Regions from separate parts of the Homo sapiens genome. Here all the other regions are linked to region 2. Evidence: chromatin loops called from intact Hi-C (ENCODE). Cell type or tissue: heart left ventricle. All regions are shown on one strand. Region 1 overlaps SSX2IP (SSX family member 2 interacting protein). Region 2 overlaps LOC105378819 (a long non-coding RNA gene). Region 3 has its middle 25 kb from the start of RPF1.

What was found. Peaks named below come from ENCODE experiments on the same cell type or tissue, not always from the same donor. Only the 100,000 strongest peaks of a DNase experiment are listed, where the experiment ranks them.
Region 1: a loop joins it to region 2, with 4 times the contacts of the local background. A loop is called at or near these places in 3 of 110 quality-filtered maps.
Region 3: it touches region 2 in a loop (2.2-fold over the local background); 9 of 110 quality-filtered maps call a loop at or near these places.

Annotation. Positions count from the first base shown.
Region 1 is chr1:84,640,134-84,648,133 of GRCh38, forward strand. SSX2IP (SSX family member 2 interacting protein) reads right to left here. Exons shown (of 14, transcript NM_001166293.2): 14 at 3,573-7,474. The coding sequence ends at 7,300. Among named protein-coding and RNA genes, the nearest start is that of LINC01555, 9.1 kb to the left of the region's middle. In heart left ventricle, no CTCF peak of the experiment used is centred here; no DNase peak of the experiment used is centred here.
Region 2 is chr1:84,580,887-84,588,886 of GRCh38, forward strand. LOC105378819 (a long non-coding RNA gene) reads left to right here. Exons shown (of 2, transcript XR_947544.4): 2 at 2,054-2,732. Among named protein-coding and RNA genes, the nearest start is that of CTBS, 10 kb to the left of the region's middle. In heart left ventricle, no CTCF peak of the experiment used is centred here; no DNase peak of the experiment used is centred here; H3K4me3 peaks cover 613 bases; H3K27ac peaks cover 1,064 bases.
Region 3 is chr1:84,450,699-84,458,698 of GRCh38, forward strand. No RefSeq gene overlaps it. Among named protein-coding and RNA genes, the nearest start is that of RPF1, 25 kb to the right of the region's middle. In heart left ventricle, no CTCF peak of the experiment used is centred here; no DNase peak of the experiment used is centred here; H3K27me3 peaks cover 2,053 bases.

The sequences.
Region 1 (8,000 bases), 59 kb after region 2:
GTATAATCAGGCATGTCTCACCCTTCCTTCCCATCGTGGCCTGAACTAGTTTTTCAGGTTAACTTTGGAATGCCCTTGGCTGAGAGAAGGGACCCAAATAGTTGGGGGGCCTTAGGATTTTATTTTGGGTTTACAGGTTCAACAATCAAAACTCAAGTCAGAGTTATGCTTACTTGGACAGGGCTTCCATTATACACAGGGTGATCATTTGTCCCAATTTCCACTGTGGTACAGGCCTAATCATGAATAGCTCCCCATTTCACTATCAAAAGTTTGAGTCAACAGGAATGTGCACCTCCAGATTTTGGGAAACCACACCACAAGCAACTGTGTCTCTGATGTACACCCCTTTCTGGCCCTCACTGCCAAGGCCAGAACCTGCCTCTGAGATTTACCATAGTCTTTTCGTTCCTTATCAAAGAATTTCAATTAAAAGCATTTATGAGGCCAGGCGTGGCAGCACATGCCTGTAATCCCAGCACTTTGGGAGGCTGAGGCAGGCAGATCACTTGAGGTCAGGAGTTTGAGACCAGCCTTGCCAACATGGAGAAACCCTGTATCTACTAAAAATACAAAAATTAGCTGGGCATGGTGGTGCATGCATGAAATCCCAGTTACTTGGGAGGCTGAGGCAGAAGAATTGCTTGAACACCGGAGGCAGAGGTTGCAGTAAGCTGAGATCACGCCGCTGCACTCCAGCCTGGGCAACAGAGTAAGACTCTGTCTCAACAACAACAAAAAGCATTTATGAGTTGTTTCCTCAGATATTTGCCCTTGATAAAAATGAAGACAAGTGCTTTGGAAATAAAAAGGCAATGTGATTTTTAAAATTCCAGTTAAAATTTTTCATGGTTTAAGATCAAAATAGCTTCTTTAGAACATATGTACCAAGGCTTTGTGTGGCTAGTTGTTGGATTTCTAGTTTTCTTTGGGGCATTAACACAGAATCTGAAAAACTATTTGTTTGGAAAAGTTTAATTTCACTGAGATCTAATTTATAGAGATTTTCCTTATTTATTTATTTTTTATTTATTTATTTTTGAGACGAAGTCTTGCTCTTGTCCCCCAGGCTGGAGTACAATGGCGTGATCTAGGCTCACTGCAACCTACCCCTCCCGGGTTCAAGCAATTCTTCTGCCTCAGCCTCCCGAGTTGCTGGGATTACAGGCGCCTGCCACCACGCCCGGCTAATTTTTGTATTTTTAGTAGAGATGGGGTTTCACCATGTTGGCCAGGCTGGTTTCAAACTCCTGACCTCAGGTGATCTGCCTGCATTGGTCTCTCAAAGTGTTGGGATTACAGCCGTGAGCCACCACACCCAGCCTTCCTTATTATTTAATACCTCTTTGCTTAAAAGGAATAACATTACAAAACCAAATCAACTAGTTATTAAGGTAAAAGATTTTCAAGATAAAAGAAACTAAAAGTGGCTAGAAATTAAATTGATATTCCACAAAAGCTTTATACTATTGGGTGACTATTTGAAAATTGCATTTCGTTGAGCCTCTTCACTAATTAAAAATGTGAAATACAAGTTTAGTTTGAAATAATAGTTCTGGGCTGAGAATTACAGAAGAAAAAAATCTCAAGGTAGGGTAAATAAATTACAGCATGTTTTAGTCAAGTAAAAACTATACTTACAGGTTAACAAAACCAGCCATAGTAGTCATGGCTAAGCACTAGCAGTCTAATCCTAGGGAACTCAGCTGTCTGATCCTATGCCTGGCTGGGATGAACAATTGACCACCTCGGTTTAGACATCATACATAATAGAAAATTGGATCCAAAAGCCAGAATGGAGGGTAGGTTCTTGTTATCAGTTTTAGGGTTCTAGGGAATATGCAAATGTTTACTTTTTTCTAATGAGTACACTGGGCTGGGGTATGGTTTGGTTTAATAGAACACTGTAAAAAGGAATGAAACTGTCATGACAGACCAGAAACAAGAAAATCTATCTAAATGCAGATGCAACAGAGAAACTAGAAAATATCCAGCTGCCCTACATCAGCCGTTTTCCTTCTAAAACTGAGTAAAAATATTCCTGTTAATTCTACTACTTTATTTTTCATGATAAAATGTCTGCAAAAGGTGACTGAACCTTTTGGACAAAATGAAGTATTTCTGGTCACTGTGACTGTAGCTACAGTTGGGACACGGCACACAAACTGCCAAGAGTGAACAAAATGGCAGGGCAGAAAAATACAGGCTGGCCAGAGGCGGTGGCTCACGTCTGTAATCCCAACCCTTTGGGAGGCCAAGGGGGGCGGATCACTTGAGCCTGGGAGTTCGAGACCAGCCTGTCCAACATGGTGAGACCCCATCTCTATAAAAAATACAAAAAACTAGCCAGGTGTAGTGGCGCACATCTGTAGTCCCAGCTACTTGGAAGCCTGTGGTAGGACTGCCTGAGCCCGGGAGAGCAAGGCTGCAGTGAGGCAAGATGGCACCACTGCACTCCAGCCTGGGTGACACTGTCACACACACACACACACAAATTGCAGGTGATCTAGACATATCTTCAGATTACTCAATGGCCTTTAGAGTATCATAAACTACTAAATTAGCTATTTCAATGAAATCCTTAGTATCTTAATTGCAGAAAGGTAGTGGTCCAACCCTGAATAGATCTGCCATGGTAACCAATCACAAAAAAATGAGGCCAAGTCTTGAACATGGACCAAATGATCACTACTTTTGATGTAGATTATAGGTGGCAGCTAATGGGTGAATAATTTCACTTAGAAAGCCCTACAAGCAGGCACTGCAGCAGTGTGGGAAAAGGTGGAAATTTAGCAAACCTAAGATATGGGTTAAAGTCTGGTCTTATCACTTAACAGCAGTTATGTGACCTTGGGTTCATTATTTAACACTTGAGTCTGTTATCAACTCTAAAAATAGGAAGGTTAAGATTCCCTGACAGTTGAAAAATAAAAGTGTTCTGTGCACTGTAAGATACTTTAATAACTAAATGAGTAAAACTACCATTTGAACATTCAGAAACTTGTATTATAAAAAGGTTAGAAAGTGTGAGGAGCTTTAAAATACATTCCTTCCAAAAATTAAGAATATTTGCTTTAATAATCAGCAATAAACCCCTTGCAGAGTAATATGCATGGACGAAATACCTAGCATCAACTACATTTGATAGCAGATTGTAAGTGCTCACCAAATAGCTACATGTTCTATACCTCCCAGTCTTGTTTGCAGTGAGGCTGTAGGTGGAAGGCATGTCTCTTTCAGGTCTGGCCCTTAAAAATATCCTACACCATCTGCTAGTCTGCTCGCTCTGATTTGGCGATGTTGGAGACCATGCGTCCAGATGGCATAGCTAAAAATGGAGGATTGCCCAGTTGACACTGGACATTTCATGAGCATAAATTTTATTACGCCACACCGACTTAATGTTTAATTGCAGCATAACCTACTCTATCATGATACTCTATATGCAAGGAATTGAGATAGGGTTGGAAGTACACATGCATAGATTCATGACAAGGTTCTTACCCTCTTGAGAAAGAGGAGTTTTAGGATTCTAACCCCAAACTTATAGTCCATTCATTCCAGTAAAAAAATGTGTTGTTTCATCAGTGTATTTCTCATCAACAAATATTATGTGCTGTTAAGCATTATACTAGGTACATGTATTTCTGAAGCTCAAATATATGAATGAGGTGGATCTTTATCAGGAGCTTCATATGTCACTGACATTACAGTACTTCCTGAGCTCTCAGGAATCCATTATTTGTAAATGTTCAAAAAAACCTCAACCAGTCATTTGATTTCATATAAATCAAATAATTTAATCAATATCCACCCACTCTAATTTACATCCAGCTTGAAAAACACTGTATTTAGAAAAAGGATTAGAGTGAGCAATTTCATTATCCTTATCTGCATGGACCAAGTCTTTGGGAATGCTTTTTCTACTAGATAATAATACACGCTCTTGAGGAGAGAAAATCCTACACTGCTTTGCAGGTCAACATTTTGATTGTAGAAAACAAAATCTAGCAAACAATCATCTGTTACATAGTACTTCACAAAGGAAATAATGCTAAGACTTATAAATGGAAGCCTAGCCACGTTACTGTTAAAAAACAAATGTGGCCTGGAGCAGACCCATCAGTCCATGTTTTATGAACAGACTGAATGTGTCCGTAGCATCCACCATTGTTTATTACAATGTAGGTTTAATAGTTGGCCTTCCACTCAGCTCAGATTCCTAATAGCAGGCAGCGTGCTTATCTGTCTTCATATCACCAAGGATTGGAAAGCAGTAGTAAGCCTTGACATACAGCAGGTACTTAATAAATGCTTACCAAAAGACTGAAAAAGGACAAAAATAGGGAAAAGTATATTTACTAGACTTCCATAATCCATACTTACTTTAAATTCAATCTAGAAATAACATGACTCATATTAGGCAATATACTTTGAAGATCTGTACAACATAGTAATCACAGCAGGGTCTTGCTAACTCACAAATTTAGCATACATGCTGCAAAAACCTCTCTCCTGGAGTCCCAAGGGCTTTCAAATGTTCCACCAGGGGCAGTCAAGACTAGATTCACGGTGCTCTCTTCATCATGCGCACAAAATGTGTTTTCCCATAACACCATATTATCACAAGTCTATGAACAATTCTGGTTAGCTAAGGTAGGCAGTATAGAACTCTTTACAAATAACAGTATTTCAATTATGCCATGTAAGTAAACAATTTGCTGTGAACTGTCCTGTGTATCTAATCATTTAATACATTGCTTCTATAAGAAAATACTATTTGTTAAATTTTAGTCATAATTTCATTGTTTCTCATCATAGACTGCAGATGCAAACATTTAATGGTGAACAAAATGTTTATCTCAATTTTTCTTTGACATTTTTATGCTTTGAAAATTCAGAATGGATAAAAACAAATGAAGTACAAAATATTTCAGATTTACATAGTGATAAACAAGAAAGCACTTATCAGGAGGACTTACAAATGGAAGTACACTCTAGAACCATCATCTATCATGGCTAAATGTGAGATTAGCACAGCTGTATTATTTGTACATTGCAAACACCTAGAAAGAGATGGGAAACAAAATCCCAGGAGTTTTGTGTGTGGAGTCCTGGGTTTTCCAACAGACATCATTCCAGCATTCTGAGATTAGGGTGATTGGGGATCATTCTGGAGTTGGAATGTTCAACAAAAGTGATGTTGTTAGGTAAAATGTACAACTTCTGGATCTATGCAGACATTGAAGGTGCAATGAGTCTGGCTTTTACTCTGCTGTTTCTTTCACACTTTAGATTTTAAAAGTACGTCTCAAGGAATCTTTCTTTCCAATTTGAGAACTCAACTCACTTTAAAATGGAAACACGCAACAAAAAACAGATGCTGCTTTCTAGAACTCCATTGTCATGAAATATAATATTTGCTAAAATAAGAGATTTACTTTAAAAATTAGAGTGCTTATTTCTTGCAAAGTACACCATGGAAAACCCTCGGGGGAAAATTGTTGCCAAATGTATCCATTAACTGTATTTAAAATTTCTGATTGCCTTTTTGACCATGTTATTGCTAAATAGCAAAACAAACAAAAACAAAAACAACAAAAATCCTATATCCCAGCTAGATTTCTTCCTTTAGCATATGGTAGTGTCTTCGATATTTTGTACAATGTGTAGTATTTTAAATAGTAAAGAAGTGACCATGCATCAAGCTGAAGGTAGTGACTAATGCTCAAGAGCTAGCTCTTTAAAACTATAAATATGGTTACTATGAGTATATCCACTAATGTCTCATAAGACACTCTTAATGATATCCTATCAGCCCTGAAAAAATGGCTGCTGCTATGCAACTCCAAAGAGTTACATAGTTACGTATAGTGAATGGACAACACAAATAGGTGGGTTTTTTTTGTTTTTTAATAATATGAATTTAAAATAGCCACAAACAGGGTGAGTGCATGTAAGCGGCTGAACTGCCAGTACAGGGGAAGGTAAATGGGCCTAAACTATGATACCTAGCAAGGGTTGGATCTGTGCAGGCTTCTATGTACAGAGACAAGCAGGGTTAGGCACTTAAAGCTTTTTGATGAAAATCCTGGGAAAGAGCTGAGCCTACATTTATTATTATTACTATCAAAACAACAACATACTTTTCATGAAGAAACATGCAATCAGAAACATTACAGAGACTGAAGAGAGCTTAAGAGTTTTCTGAAAATGAAATGACATGTTTTTCCAGAGTATCATCTCAATTATAAAATTTGATGGTTTTATATTATCATATTTCTTCAGTGGTAAATACCTCATTAAAAAATTATTAAAAAATTATTGACAATACAAAGCCCTAGTTAGTATACAGATATTACTATACTGGTACCCATCTTGTAAGGAAAATATCACCATCTAGATATCTTAAATATCTTCTATCATCCAATATCTTAAACCAATTTCTTAAATTGTTTTATTCAAAGGTACTTTTGTCGTCTTGCCCCTATTCTTCTATCATCAATAGTCCTTTTAAAAATTATAATATTCTACATATACAAAATAAAAATCTAATGTCATAAAAATCTCAAAAATGTAATGTTAGTAGTGTTGATTATCTAAAGAACTCAGCTTCATGGAATACCTTTCAATATTTATTGCCCAGATGTATTAAAGAGAATTCTTAAATGTAATGCATCAATGGTCCTAATACATCTGTAAACAGAATACCACTAAAAAAATTTTACTGGCATGAAATACTATACTTATGGTTGTGTGAAACTTTTAAATCTTAAAGCCTCTTAACATAATCATGTGTATCTATGTACAAAACATACATAAATTTCACTTTATTTAAAACATATGAAAGAGGTAATTTCAAACCACACTAAACATAATAAATATAGAACTCGCTTTGTTAAAAATCTACAGTATACATTCAAGTAAAGGCTAAACTTCCAATGCCAACTATATTTGAGACAAAATTAAACATTTACAATAATCAGTTTCCTAAAAGTGCTATTTTTAATACCTATAAGAGGAAACTCAGTCTAGTGCTTTTGTTTCCATCCAAACATCTATACATTCCTTTATTCACAGAACCAGATGCTTCTGTTACTAAAAATACATATCCAAAGCTTTTATATCCTTTTAAATAGATTTAAGATTTCAACTCTTTGGGGGAAGACAGGGAAGTCCAAACAAACAACTCAGACCATCTTAAGTTATTAGAGATAACTGACTTTATGACACACCCTGTTTCAACTTAGATGTGAAACTTGATGAACACATTAATGAAAAAAATTCCAGTCCACATGTCTAAGGTAAGTCATCTTTTTCTACATGAGAATTTGTGTAGCTCAAGGAGCATCCACTATAGCAACCTTCCTGTGATCCAGGTCTTGATGCCACACTCCATTTTTGATTTGTACATTCTCCTCCAACCTGATTTGGTTTAATTTCTTCAGCAGTTATATTCAGTACATTGATTGAACTGTTGGGAAAAGAAAGGCAGATCTTAGTGACTATCCTCTCCTTCTTTTGTACTTTAACCTCATAATGTGGCACTCTTCAAAAAAAATAAGTTCCTTTTAATTCTAAAAATCTAGGCCAAAAATATAATTTAAAATTTTACTTGGAAAAAAAAAACGGCTGGGAGCAGTAGCTCACACTTGTAATCCTAGCACTTTGGGAGGCTGAGGCAGCCGAACTGCTTGAGCCCAGGAATTCAGGACTAGCCTGAGTAACATGGTGAAACCCTGTCTCTACAAAAAATTAGCTGGGAGTAGTAGTGCATGCCTAGTTTAATCATTTGTACAAGGGATTCTGATGACCAAATTACTATAAATTTATTTACCAATACTTATAGTAATTCGGTCATCAGAATCCCTGTACAAATGATCAAACTAAGTTTTTTAGGTAACTTACGCACAAGTCTCCTTGCCTGGAATCTAAGGCACAGCCTTTATATAAAATTCCATTCTACAGTGAAGGAACAATGAGGATGTTGTAGAAATTAG
Region 2 (8,000 bases):
GTCATCTGGATATGTTGGCTGATAAAGGATATCTTCTGTAGGAACAGGTGGGAAGACTCGCTGATGTGGTAGATGTGGGGGTTGGAGGAAAGAATAATCAAAGAAAGCAATGATGTTGTCTGTCTTCTCCACTAGCCTGTGCACTGCTTGAGAGCAGAGATGATCCCGGTGCAGTTTTATCCCCAGCACCTATCCCTCTACCTGCCACTAAGAGGGTAAAAACATTCCTGCTGAATGAAATTGCTACATGGGGACATGAGTGCAGATGTAGAGGTGTCAGTGTGGTCTAAGAGTGAGCACTATAAGATAAGAAAAAACAAGCAAGAATCAAGCCCTTTATATGTAGTCTAAATAGGACCAAGATCTCAGATGACCATCCCAGTAGGAGTCGGGTAGAAAGTTAGTGGAATTTTTATTTTGTTTTGTAGAGATGGAGGTCTCACTATGTTTCCCAGGCTGGTCTCAAATTCCTCCTGGCCTCAAGCAATCCTCCATCCTCATCCTCCCAAAGCACTAGATGTGAGCCACTGCAGCTGGCCAATTAGTGGCATTTGACCAAGGAAAAGTTTGAGGATGAAAAGCACTGGGACCTCAGACAGGAGCTGTGAGAGATTCAGTCCCCTGGGACAGTGGGTTACAGGGGTCAGGAAGCCCAACTCCTGAGGAACAATTCAGAAAATTAATTTCAGAAATAATGGCTTAAGGAATGGAAAATAGTATCAGGAATGCTAACAAAGTGGGTCAGAGTGAAAAAAGTGGCAATGCTGACCTGATAATGGAGGAGCCACACTGGCTGATAATGGAGGAGCAACACTGGCTGAATCCTATGCCTAAGTGTTCATGACATCAAGACCTTCTTATGCACCTTGCCTAGGAAGGATTTCTTCCACTGCCTAGGACAGAACTGAGCATAACGCATGAGATTTAAGGAAGCCCAGCTGCTGGGGTAGATAGAGGCTCAGGGAGTGAGGAAAGCCAGGTGGCCTTTTCACCTATCAGCTGTCTCCTCATCCCAGGAGCCTGCAAGAACCGAGACGGTGATTTATAACCACTTGCTTAGTATCCCCCAGACTCAACACAGTGCTTGGCACACAATAAGTGCTTAATAAGTTTTTACTTTTTGTAAAATTTAAAGATTTTTGAAATTCAAAATTTATTGGGTTTGGCACATTTAAGGTCATTCTTTTCCAAATCTCAAAATGGGATGTTAGAAAACCTTAAAATTGATGGGACGACATTATTTTCACATTACCAAATATCCAGTTAAATATGTTTTGTGATTTCCCAGTAAAAAACAAAATAAATTAAAGACAAAATAAATTTAAATAAAGTTAGCTCAGAGGTCCAAACTCATGGATTACAAATTCACGTGGAGCATTGCGTTTTCCTACCGGAATGTGATGTGTGAGCACCGATGTTTCCACCAGATCCTCCGGCTTGTGGATTACTCCATTCATCAACACCAGTGGATCCTAGAAGAAAAGAACATTTTGAAAGTGACTTTGTGTCTTTGGGGATGCTCTTCTTTAAACATCAGTAGGAATAAACATTCTCTTTATGGCTATAAAGGAAATTAAACACCACAGACCCCAGAAAATAATAACAATTAAAATACTAATTACAACATGAGTTTACATTTATTTTAACACCCCCCAAACACCAATAAAAATTTAAAAGATGTAAATTCTCTTCCCAGAACCAATTATCAAAACAAAGATTTCACTTTAGCTCTCTTAGGAGAAGATAATACTTAAGCTAACTAGAAACAAGAATGAATTAATATATTTCTACTTTTGGTAGATTTGAAAAGTGTAGTTTGAAATACAGTTTCTGAGAGAAAACTGGATTTATTTTCCTCATTCTGGAGTCTTCTTTGTGGTTGTTGGTATCACCATTCTTTCATATTCTTAAGCTCAGTGCCTAGAGAGAATTTTGGGTTTTGTTTTGTTTAACTTTTTCCTCTCCATTACCTGCTATGATGCTAATTCAAATCCTTCTTAGTTGGTAGTAATGGCCATGTAAGGCAGGGATGATTCTCAACCCTGTTTTACAGATAATCAAGCTAAGCACACAGGATGACTGCCCAAGAAGCAAGTGACCGCAATGGTGAAGCTGGGCCTCCACCCTGCCGTCTGGCTGACTTCAAGGCCTGCACAGCCTCTTAAGCCGCATCCTGCTTGCTGCCTCCAAGCTTTCCTGACTGCAGCCTTTTCTCCAGTCACTTTTGATAGAGGAGTTAAGAAGAAATTACTTAGGCAGATAGTGAGGGTATGGAAGTCCTCGGTAAGGTTTTCCTTTTAATGAAAAGCAGCCCCAAATCATTTTCCTTTCTAACAAACAGCAGCCTGTAAAATCAAGCTGCAGACATAGATGCCGGCAGTTGTGCCAATCATGTTCAGAATGGTGGCTCCCTTCTCCCTTCTCTGCCAGCCATATGTACAGTAAGGAGCAGACAACATGGCTCGGGCCAAGGGTAAAGTTGATTTGCATAATAAGATTAGGGTGGGGCCCACCAGCCTTCCCCTGCACTATGTAAACATCACGCCTGACTGAACCAATCTGTGAGCCCTATGTAAATCAGACAATGCCTTCTCAAGCCTGACTATAAAATCCTGTGAGTCCACTGCCAGCCAGTCTTTCCTCTGGGAAGCCCCTCTCTCTCCCTAGAGAGAGCTGGTTTCCTTTCTCCTTTCTTTTTCTTTTGCATATTAAACTTCCACTCCTAAACTCCTCATGTGTGTCCCTATCCTAAATTTTCTTGGTGCGAGACAATGAACCATGGGTATTCACCCCACACAACGTAGCCTCTTCACTTTCTTCTTAAATTTACCCAGACTGACCTTTCTAATTCCCTGAGGCCACTTCTCATTTTCCTGCTTCAGAACCAGCAGGAACTCCTGAGTGAAGTCCGAATTCCTCTGCCGGACTTTTACCATTTCTCTGTGATCTGGCCTAATGTGGACAAGTCTGTATTTCCGCGCTGCAGGCCCTTCTCTGCAGCGGGGTGGTCAGCACTTGGCCTCCTTTGTGTCTCAAGCTGCGAGGCTCCCTCCCCCTTCAGCCTCTTGGCTTCACTCTAGTTTCAGTCTTCTGTGCTTTATCGTTTCTCATGCTGCACTCAGGCGCCTCCCTACAACTTCAGAGACTTAACTGACCTCTAAATTCTTTTATATGTGTCAGTCTTAGCTCCCCCAAAAGAGGCTCAGAGCCTATACAGCAGTCGTTCTTAAAATGTAGTCCCTGACCTGAAGCATCAGTGTCACCTACGTGCCAGTTAGATGCACATCTTGGTCTTCACCCCAGATGTTCTGAATGAAGAATACTCTCAAACCTGAGCATGCATTAGAATTTCCTGAAGGGCTTGCCAAACCCAGATGACGGGGCCCACCCTTACAGTCTCTGATACAGTAGGACCAGAGTGAGGCCAGAAAAATTTGCATTTCTAAAAGGTTTCCAGGCAATGCTGATGCAGCTAATCTAGGGACCACACTCTGAGAACCCCTGCTATAGAACTTAGCAGGAAGCTTGCCTCAGTTTAATTAGAACAGAATATTTCAGTGGTTTTCCATCCAAAATCTGATTTCTGTTTCAAAGATTGATTATAGACTGCTGGGATGACACCTCAGGTTTGAATCTAGGTGGAATTCCCACATATTGAAATGTTTTTAGAGGCTGGGTGGTGTAAGTATTCTAATGCAGGTGTCAGCTGGGGGCAGACAGATTAAAAGTACAATGTAAAATGTAGAGCAGTGGACTCTGTTCCAAGTATGTAACATCCTTTTACTGATTTCATTCTCAAAACAACCTATGAGGCAGTTTCCATTATTATCATTTCTGGTTTACAAACGAACAGGCACCAGAGCTTAAATAAAAGAAGATTTCATATGGGTAGTAAGGTTAGAGCTAGGATTTGAACTGTGGCAATGTAGCTCCAAAGTCCATGAATTTGTTTTTTGTTTTTTGGGGGTTTTTTTGGTTTTTTGTTTTTTTGAGATGGAGTTTCATTCTTGTCACCCAGGCTGGAGTGCAGTGGTGCAATCTCGGCTCACTGCAACCTCCACCTCCCCAGTTCAAGTGATTCTCCTACCTCAGCCTCCTGAGTAGCTGGGATTACAGGCACCCTCCGCCACACCCGGGTAATTTTTGTATTTTTCATAGAGACAGGGTTTCACTATGTTGGCCAGGCTGGTCTCGAACTCCTGACCTTGAGTGATCCACCCACCTTGGCCTCCCACAGTGCTGGGATTACAGGTGTGAGCCACCACACCCAGCCAAAGTCCATGATCTTAACAGCTGTGGCATGCAGTCTCAATTTGCTAGCTACAAGAGCAAGGCTTAAGCTGCTGAGGTGCCTGGGAGCCCCAATCCTCCCTGCCTTTGAGCAAGTAACTTGTCAGCTTAGATGGAGGTGCACAGCATCCCAGGGCCATTTTCAGTAACCACAGTAGCTCTTGGTAGATGGTGATGCAGGATCTTTGCTCCTTAGCTTAGCTAAAACCTGGGTTCTTGTCCCATGACCAGGAAAAATTAGGTAGTGGACACGTTAAAAGGTGAGAGAGCAGAATTTATTAAAAGAAAGCTGTCAGCGGCCAGGTGCATTGGCCCACGCCTATAATCCCAGTACTTTGGAAAGCTGAGGTAGGCAGATCACTTGAGGTCAGGAATTCGAAACTAGCCTGACCAACATGTTGAAACCCCGTCTCTACTAAAAATACAAAAATTAGGCATGGTGGCACACACCTGTAATCCCAGCTACTCAGGAGGCTGAGGCAGGAGAATCACTTGAACCCAGGAGGCAGAGGTTGCAATGAGCCAAGACTGCGCCACTGCACTCCAGCCTGAGTGACAGAGTGAGACTCCATCTGAAAAAAAAAAAAAAAAAAAAAAAGGAAAGAAAGCTCTGAACAAAAAAGAGGGCATCCTGCAAACAGGCTTCCACCTCACAGATTGAATACCAGACCACCAGACCACCAGACCACCACACATGAGCTGAAGAGTCCAGGCTCCTCTCCACTGCACAAGGCACACATTCCTGGGAGCTCCACCCCACTCTTCCAGTGCACAGGTGGGCCCCCAGTCCATTGTGGGCATGCCCAGACAAGGCCCTGGGCAGATTCCCTCATCTGCACAAAAGCATCTGACATAAACACTTGTGAGGTGGGTTGGAGATTCTCCAGGTACCCTTCCTTAGCTGCCTCCTGCATCTATCAGTGGTAATTTATGTTAGATAACATGCCTATGCCTACAGTCTGTTTTACTAAGATGGAGAAAACGGTTACCATTAGGGTGACTCTGGTAATTACTGCTTCCCCTGAGCTAACATGCCTTAATGCTTTCTGTGCATTAATGTCACCACTCTGACACAACCTAACACTCTGTCAGCAGCATGAGCCAGGATGGCTTCCAGAATCTCCATGGGCTGTCCTCACCACACCTTTGAATAGCAGCTCTCAAAGTCTCACCTTACATCCATCTTTCCCTCCCTATAAAAAGTGCTTTTCAGCCTTTGCTTGGGTCTTCCAGTATAACAAGCTCACCATGTCACTAAGCAGTCAAGCCTATTTTAAGGGAACTAATAATTACACAATAGCTTTTTTACCTTGAGCTGGAAATTGTCTACAGTAACTCGAATTGGTCTTGACTCAACCTCTTGGGGACCCTGAGAACAACTATGATCCTCTTTCCACATGGTACTCTTTCTGTATTTGATGATAAACAGCCAATATTGCCTCCTCCTTTGCTTCCCAAATCTTTCCTTCCCTAGGCTACATAAATCAATTTCCATCTGTTGTCGCTGATATAACATAATTTCCTTTTCACCATCCCATCCTCAACCATCCCACCCACATCCCTTTTAGATGAGCTCAGAGGATCTGGTGCAAAGATAATCTGTACAGTGCAGGTCAGGCATGATCTGGTCCATGCAGCATACAGCAGAATTGCTGCCTCGTATTAGCTGACATGCTTTAATGCTTTCTGGGCATTAATGATTTCTTAGCTTTCTGGGCAGCCATACTCCTGTTGGCTCATTATAAATTCATAATCAATGAAGCCCCTTGCTATGTCAAGTTGACAAGAAGTATTGTTCAACCAGATCTCTTTCAATTTACCTTTTACCCATGCAGCAAACTTGTTTAAGAAATGACTGTACATTCATCCCTTGAAATTATGTCTTATTTCAACGAGTCCATCCTGAATGCAAAGACTCAGAGACGATGTGTCTTTGTGTACTCCAATTAGGGAAGTTTAGAAAACAAGCTGACAACCTGTAAACATAACACTTCGAAATGGCTTTTGTTGGCATGGATGACCACTGAAAATGTATCCACTTAGCAGCTGCCAAATAATGGAAACTAACACAGACTGAGACTGCCCTGGCGGCCAGGCCTTCTTGCTGGTATGCCAGGATTGGCTGAAGTGAGAAGCCACTGGAATCCTCTTGACAGGCTATATGTAGCTCATCTTTATGACTTTTTGCCACAGTTCACACACTGGGAGGACAGTCACAATATTTCATTTGGTGTCTATATTAGTTTACTAGGACTGCCACAACAAAGTACTACAAACTTGGTGTCTTATAAAACAGAAATGTATTGTCTCACAGTTTTGGAGGCCAGAAATCCAAAATCAAGGTGCTGGCAGAGTTGGTTCCTTCTGAGGGCTATGAGAGAAGGATCCATTCCATGCCTCTTCTCTTTGGCTTGTAGGCGGTCATCTTCATGTTCAGTTGGTATCTTCCCTGTATATGTGTCTGTCTCCAAATTTTCCTTCTATAAGGATACCAGTCACATTGGAATAGAACCCACCCTAATGACTTCATTTTAATTTGATAAAGAGCATATCTCCAGCCGGGCACAGTGGCTGATGCCTGTAATCCCAGCACTTTGGGAGGCCAAGGCAGGCGGATCATGAGGTCAGGAGTTCAAGACCAGCCTGGCCAACGTGGTGAAATCCTGTCTCTACTAAAAATACAAAAATTAGCTGGGCGTGGTGGCACGTGTCTGTAATCCCAGCTACTCAGGAGGCTGAGTCAGGAGAATTGCTTGAACCTGAGAGGTGGAGGTTGCAGTGAGCCAAGATTGTACCATTGCACTCCAGCCTGGGCAACAAGAGCAAGACTCCATCTCAAAGAAAAAAAAAAAATACCATATCTCCAAATAAGGTGATGTTCTCAGGTACTACAGGTTAGGACTTCAAGATATGAATTTGGAGGGGGACAGGGGACACACGATTCAACCCATAAGAGTATCCATGCACCAGCCACCTTGGAATGTCAGTTTCTTCCACAGGGCTCAAGACTCTGGGGAGTCAGGAACAGGACTGTCCTGTATTCTGGTTGATTTTAAAATATTAGAATTTTGCTTTAATTGCCATATAGACTATGATGATAGTGAAGTTGATGGTGATGCCAACTGTGGTGAGGACAGTCATGGTAGTGGCAATTAAGAACTGCATTTCAGTAATGTGCACAATAGTATAATGATGGCCTAAAAGAACTGCCAGGCTTCAATGTGCTCCACATGTTTCTGCAGCCAGAAACATATATCCTCATAAGGCAGGGGTTAGGTCAATTAATCAGACTTAATTTTACAGAGAGATAACATGTCTGCAAATAACATTTCTGGTTCTTAGTGTATTGATCTTTATCATCCTACAATTCCATTGGTATTGGTACTGCACTTTCAGTACCTTTAATTTCGGACAGAATCAAAATACTTGAATTATACTCCAGGTCAAGTCTTTAACAGCTATATGGCCCTAGGAAAATTACCTTACCTCACTGGTTATTGAAAAGAGGAAAGATAGAAAGAAATTGGTGTTCTAGATTATGCATTCATTTCTGGATTCAGTTTGCATAAGTCAGTCCTTCTGAGGCTCACAACTTGGGGTAACTGAGGAAGTCAAGGTAATGCAAGGTCAGGTCCAGGGCAGTAGTCATTGCAATCTTGCCCGCTGTGCCCCTACCTGACATTGCACCTAAGTCTCAAGTGGGATTTTTA
Region 3 (8,000 bases), 130 kb before region 2:
AGAGCAAGACTCCATCTCAAAAAAAAAAAAAAAAAAACTAGAACACTTATATGTTAGGCACTGTACTAAGTATTTTACATATGTTCTTTAATTCTCACAATTCTTTGAGATCAACACAATTATTATTTCCATTTGAAAGATAAAGTAATTAAGGAACAAAGAGATTAAGCAATGACACCAGGTAGTAAGTGGCAGAGCTAGGACTCAAACCCAGTTCTACCTGATTCCAAACTCACATTCTTAACTACTCACAAGATATGACTTTAAGTGACATATGTGAACAATAATAGGAATGAAGAAGTAAAACCAATGCAGGACACATTGTGAAGGAGGAATCCATGAAGTTTAGCAACTGTTTCAGTGTATCAGAGAAAGGGGAGGAGTCAGAGATTACTAAGGTTTGAGGGGTGAGTAACTTGAAGAAGTGACACTGTTCAAAGAAACAGGGAGGTCAGAAAGAGCCCAGCCTCGGAGAGGAAGATGAATTCATACTTAGACAACACTCATTTCTAAGCAGGGAAATAGTGTATGGAGAAGAGAGCTACCAATTTCATGTTAGTTTATGCCACTCGGCCACCCAGATTCTCCAAACCCCATGTAGAGACTGGACTAGAACTCCTGGTTCTTGTCTTCCTGAACAGATTTTTCTAACCTCTTCTACTATTTGAACAATCAGCCCAATTTTAAAAGTTAAGTCAGAAGGAAAAATTAAAGAGAGTGATTAAAAAAGGGGTGGCCTTTTTTCTCCAGGAGTTTCTGGTCTGTGTTTAATTCTAAAGCAACCAACACGTGTCTCTGCACAACAGCCAGCAGCATTTTGGCACAAGATATTCATGGATTGTCATAATAGGCAATGCTAACCAACTTAGCAGAAATAAGAATTTAACACCTTTATGAAAACTACTGCTTCCTCTACACCCACCGTGATCACCAAAGTTTTTTCTGAGAAAAAAAACTCATGATTTGTGATTAGAACGTCAGGTTTCTGCCATTAATTAGTTGTGTGACCTAAGCAAGTAACTTGATTTTTCTGTACTCATGTAATTCCCTCCTCTATTAACTTGAGTGGGTTGACTATATTCAATTTAACTCAGATTTAACTAACATTTACTCAGCCAATGCTAGGATTCTTTCCAACACTTTATATTCCATTATTCAAAATGGTAGAAAGAAGGGGCAAAAGGTCTTGAGCCTAAATAGATGAGAGCTGAAAGCAGTGCTATAGTTCATTTCATGCAATTCTCTTAGTTTATAAACCAAGAAAGTGAGGCCCAGAATCTTGACTCACTGTGGATAAAAAGCTAGTTAGCAACCAAGTCCAATCTAGAACTGAGCCCTGATTTGCCTTCTTGGGCTTTTCCCGCTACACCACAGTGTCCTTTCTACCCAGCTAGTTTAGGAATGTTTGTCTTAGATCAACTCAGAATGAGTTACAAAAGGAAAAAACACAAAGCCTGGCTGATCTGAGAGAGATTTATGTGTTGGATTTAAGTTCTTATAAAATAAAATCCCGTAACACTTCAACTGCAACATAAAGTATTAGGCTATGTTACATGCTCTTTATAGCACAGTATAATGGCTAAAGCCTAAGGCAGAACTTCTGTTCTTACTGCCATAGACACAGCCTAACTTCCAAAAGGTTATTCTGAAGTTGTGAATCCTGAGACAACAAAAAAGAGGTGATGGTGCCCCCCCAACCTGGGTAGCTCACTTGGCCAAGTCTGCATTTGGTGCCCACTTTGACTTTGCCACTGGAGGATCAAAGGAGGAAAAAGATGCTCAGAACTAGGTAGAGAGGAAAGAAGGGGGGTGAGAGAGGGTGCCAGCCAAGCCCTTCAGCAGCATTGCAGATCTCCATCTCTAATTCCCCATCTCTTTACTTCTGGTTCTAAGAAACATACAGAAATAGAGGAACAGCCAACACAAAATTCAAAAACAGAAACTATAGTGAGAGTTGGCATGGCACTGCCGTAGGAGCTTCTGCCATAGGCAGAAGTACACACTGCCTACCCCAAGAGCTGGCTCTGCTCACAACTTCCTTGCTGAGCTGTGACGTTTAATAAGACCCCCTGGTCAATGCCTTAGGTTCCTTAGACACCGGCATTAAATGAACACAGAAAGACTAATAAATAGAACTAATTCATTGTTTTTATAAATAAGAGTCTTTTTACCTTCTAAATAGGAGTAAAAATGAAAAAGATAAATTTAACCACATTCGGCCAGGCACGGTGGCTCATGCCTGTAATTCCAGCACTTTGGGAGGCCAAGGCGGGCAAATCACCTGAGGTTGGGAGTTCAAGACCAGCCTGACCAACATGGAGAAACTCCATGTCTACTAAAATACAAAAGTAGCCGGGCATGGTGGCACATGCCTGTAATCCCAGCTACTCGGGATGCTAAGGCAAAAGAATTGCTTGAACCCGGGAGGCGGAGGTTGTGGTGAGTGGAGATCGCGCCATTGCACTCCAGCCTGGGCAACAAGAGCAAAACTCTGTCTCCAAAAACAACAACAATGACAACAACAACAAAAATTTAACCACATTCTTCCTTTGAGGTAAAACCATCTGGACCATCAAATAACTGCCCACTCTGAACACAAAGGAGCATATCTCCTCTGACACTTGCATGTCAAGTCTTTCTAGGGCCCTTTTCTAATTGATAGGCTTTATTATATTCACAATCCTACATCTGATGTACATAATACACCTCTTATTCTAAAATGAATATTTTTAAATCACAGTAGTGTTCATTCATTTATTTATATATCAGCAAATATTTATTGAGTATCACTTACATGCCAGGCACTGTTCTAAGTGCTAGGAATAGAGCAGTGAACAAAATAAACAAAAATCCTGTGCTCATGGAGCTCACTTTCTAGTTCAAATCTCTCCCTCTTTATTTTCAAAGTGCTCAATTTCATAAATGCTTGTTAGCCCAGGCGCCGTGGCTCACGCCTGTAATCCCAGCACTTTGAGAGGCCGAGGCGGGCAGACCACCTGAGGTTGGGAGTTCGAGACCAGCCTGACCAACATGGAGAAATCCTGTCTCTACTAAAAATAAAAAATTAGCTGGGCTTGGTGGCATGCGCCTTTAATCCCAGCTACTTGGGAGGCTGAGGCAGGAGAATCGCTTGAACCTGGGAGGTAGAGGTTGCGGTGAGCTGAGATCGCTCCACTGTACTCCAGCCTGGGTAACAAGAGCAAAACTCCATCTCAAAAATAAATAAATAAATAAATAAATGCTTGTTGAATGAATAATAAATAACATTTGGGATAATCTGTGAGAATCAGACAAATTATACAGATTGTCTGTGAGCCATATAAAATCTAAGACAAAATGTATGAATTTAATTAATCCTTGAATTTTTACCTCCATTTCCTGTCAAGTCTCTTTTTCATTTTTGCCAGCCTGCTGTAAAATAAAATAAATTCCTAGGAAGTATTTCTTCCAAGGCACAGAGTATAAAATATCAACAAGGCCGGTCACAGTGGCTCACGCCTGTAATCCCAGCACTTTGGGAGGCCAAGGCGGGCAGATCACAAGGTCAGGAGTTTCAGACCAGCCTGGCTAACATGGTGAAATCCTGTCTCTACTAAAGATACAAAAATTAGCTGGGCGTGGTGGTGGGCACCTGTAATCCCAGCTACTCAGGAGGCTGAGGCAGGAGAATTGTTTGAACCCGGGAAGCGGAGGTTGCAGTGAGCCAAGATCACACCATTGCACTCCAGCCTGGGTGACAGGGCGAGACTCTGTCAAAAAAAAAAAAAAAAAAAAAAAAAAAGGCCAACAAAAGAGAAAAAGGCATTTATAAACAGAAAAAAGAGAGACAGCCTGGTAGTGATCACCTTCATTCAGTGAAGTCCTACATTTAGAGACCTTGTCCTCTATGCCAAGCATCAAATTTTTAAAGACCCAATAAAGTAGCATTTCAAAAACCAACACTAAACGAATTAATAACCTGGCTGAACACTTACTTCAAGGAGGTTCAGAGCTGACCCTCTAGAGCATGGCCTTGGGGTTCCATGTTGGTTTACGTTCATCTGGACCCGGTGTAGTACTGCTGACTTCCAGTCAGTTGCAACTTCATTTTCATAGTGTCCTGGGTGGTGCAGCCTGAGGAGGGGTGGGTCAGGCAAATAGGTGTTTCATAATGCAGTCAGGTACAGAGCAAATCCTTTGCCTCTGGGAAGTAAAGTTAAAAGGATAAGAGATTATGAGAGAAATCCACTATAGCACCAAGGAATGGTAACAAATGTGGAAATGTGGACATCAAAGCCTGGGTAATTAGTAAAGCAAATCTCCAAAGAAAAAAATGGATGAAGTCATCTTTCACATTCCCCTTCTAAGCCGACTGGATGAAAGAATAAAGGGATTTATTATTTTATCAGGAAATCAAAAAAAGAGAGAGAGAGAAAAGAAATATCAGAATGACACAAGCATTTGCTAGCAAAAATAATGCTAAATTCATCTCAAGGTAGCTTCCACTTAGAAGGCAAACCTATAATAAAAGGAATGAAATAGGCTTTCTTTGCCACCACTCAAGCAAACTACCATTTATATTACTACTAGCTACATTCATATCCAAAGAAAACAGATGAAGTCAAACACAAGTTTTCAAATACTACCAAGGATATACAGGTAAAAAGAAATCATAGGCTGGGAGCGGTAGCTTGCACCTGTAATCCCAGAACATTGGGAGGCCAAGGTGAGAGGATCGACTTGAACCCAGGAGTTTGAGACCAGCCTGGGTAACGCTGGGAAACCCAGCCCTTTAAAGAAAAAAAAAATTTAGCCAGGCATGGTGGCATGTGCCTGTAGTCCCATCTACTCAGGAGGAGGCTGAGGCAGAAGGATTGCTTGAGCCCAGGGGTCAAGGCTGCAGTAAGCCATTATCAAACCACTCCACTCCAACCTGGGTGACAGAGTGAGACCTCATCTCACAAAAGAAATCACAGCAAGTAAACTACAAACATGAACAAGAATACAAAGTGGTCCTATAGGGTCCAGAATATAAGTTACCTCCATCATGAGGATAGTGGTAAGAGGTAGGTCCAAATCTCGATTCCCGTCTTTGGTTATCTTCTCAAGCAGTCCCCTGTAAGAGGGATAACTTCACTGCTTAGTAATGACAAAGCAGTTCTCTGTTTATTAGAGGAATCCCAATACTGTAAAAATGAGCAATAGCTCTAAGATGCATATTAAAATAACATTCAAGACCATTGTGACTTTTGTGAAATGGCCTCTAACACAACATGCAGCTGAAACATCATGTATCAGTATGGCTTGGGAAGGGGAAATGGATGGGGGAACGGGGGTGCAGGTGTATGAGGAGAGGAGGCATAAGTGCCCCTTTTTTAGTATTTTATTGTTGTCGTTCACTAATTCTAATTGTTTGCTTTTGAATACTTAAAAATATTTTAAGGGTATTGATTCCACCTTCTCTTTCAAATTTTCAATTATCTCTCCAACTTCCTTTACTGGCTTTCCCTTCCTTTCAGCGCGTTTATTCTCCCTGTTTACCTCAGTCTTCTCTGTACAGCAAAGTTCCAAGTTTCTGTAGCAGAGAAATAAATTAGCTAAGGAGAGGGAAAGAGATGTGATCAGGATTAGAGGAAGAACCATTTTAGCTTCCTTGGTCCCTGATTCTATCAGAACATCTATGTAATCTGGTGAAAATTATTGCAGAATGTGGCAGTCGTGGAGGCTTAGGAAAGAAACTCCACCATTATAAATTCCAGCCAAGAAACATGTGAAAACATTCAGTCATTTATTGCACCCACATACAATCCACCATCTGGATTCACATTACATAAAAGCATGCAGAAAGCTTTGCATGCCAGAAGTCGAAGGTGTGCATGAAAAAGTTGACTAAATAACCCCTAGCCAGTGACTGAAAAGCCAGTGTTGAAGATGGACAGGCTGTGTGATGGGAAGTGTGGCTTCCAATAGCTCTTTCAGATGATTTGGAAAATGCATGACTATTGTTCATCTTCAGATACAAGCATCATCATTGCTGATATTACAGTGACTAAAAGAGCTACTATGTACCCAGGAAAGCAACCCAATATATGAAGTAGTAAATTTATACTCTCCATCTGTGGGTAAAATATAAGACAAAACATAAAAACAAAATGATTATAAAGAATGATAATAAAGATATGTTGAAAGGCACCATTATTTTTATTACTAAGCTACTGAGGTATTGTGAATTGTTAACTTGCTTTATTTTCTTTCCTTGTGCCTTTTCATTTTTGTTCTATCTTCAACCTGAACCTCCCATCCCCCAACATTCAAGCACATAGATAATTATGTGTTTATGGCCTCTGAGTAGCTTTGTGGCAGGATGGGAAGCAGAAGAGGGCTGCAAGTCTTTTTCATTCTTCTTCCAAAGTCTTGGGATAACATGGGTGTTTTTGTGAAGGAGATGTTTCTATACTAAACATAAAAAAGTGTCATGATCAGAAATATAAAATTAAAAGGACTTTCACAAGTAGAGATTCTTCCTGTTTCAGGTTGGTGGCTAAGGGAGAAGAGAAGGAGAGTGAAGAAGGTCTACAGGTTCTGAGAGCAAAGCAAATGTGAGCCCATTTCTTGCCAGCACACAGGTTCAGCACCAAGACCCAGAGAGAGAAAGGCTGCCTGCTTTGTCTATGCTGATAGGAGTACAACAACCTTAGTACAAATTTTCCAGCAATTTTCAGCAGATAAAAGTAAGCTGATCATTCTCCCAGGTGATATATAAATTAAGGTACTTAGCTTAGAAGCAAACTGCACCTGACTTGAGCAGAATTTGTTACCTCAAGCAAACATGGAATTTACTGGAAGATTATGGAGAAGTTCAGGAAATCAAAGGCAATCTGGGAACACCTAGCTTCAGAAAGTGAAATCACTTTGGTAACCTGGATAACCAAAAGTGCAGCACCATCCCCTCGGGGTGCTGATACCAGATGGATCAAATCTATCTGGTATCCTTGAGTCCTATCCTTGAGTCACCGCTCACAAAATTTAAATTTCTGAAGGAGTTGGAGGACCCTTTCTTACATCCCTTTCCCAACCTTCAGCCAAGGAGGGTAAAACAATTTATTTCATAGTTATAGGACACTGTAGGCATTGGGGGTGGGTAAGTCCCCAAAAGAAAATCAGGTGCTATTACAAAAAAAAAAAGAATGGATGCTGGGTAGGCATAAAAACATATGCTCACTGCAAACGGCCACTTTAGAGATATAAAAATCTCATATATTTAATTACTTTTAAATACATTGCTTATGTGTGATAATCAATTGGAAGAAGTTGGAGTTCAATTTGTCTGAACACTAAATTCATTGTGTCATTCCTGCTTCTAACTACTTATTGGCTCACCATTACCTCCAGTAAAGCTCCAAATTCCTTCATATTCTTCTAGTCTCTCCTAGTCAACCCTTTTCAACTTTAATTCTCTTCCTTGCCTGCACCTATATCCCCATAATATTAAGGGATTTGCATTTCCTTGAACACATTATCCTGTATCATATCTATGACTCTTTACACATGCTGTTCTCTCTGTTTCGAATCTCCCTCCCTATTCCTTGTCTTCCTGGAGAACTTACTCAATCCAAACACCTCCTCCTTAGGGAAACTTCCAGGGTACCCTTTTCTCCCTAACACTGTTTCCCCCACCACTTTTTTTCTTCATCTCAGTTTCCCCACTGTATATCTTGCACATGCCTCTATTTTTTATTTTACTGTGTTGTAATTATTTGTTTATATGTTTGTCTCCCCTACAAGTCTGTGAGCTTTTAGGGACAGGTTCTGAAAAAAAGAGTGTTAAGTGAGTGAAAGAACTAATGAACTTTCCAATCAGACACTGTCTTAGACCATTTGGGTTACTATAAAGGAATATCTGAGGCTGGGTAATTTATTTTATTTTATTTACTTATTTTTGAGACAGAGTCTGGCTCTGTTGCCCTGGCTGGAATGCAGTGATCTTGGCTCACTGCAACCTCCACCCCCCAGGTTCAAGC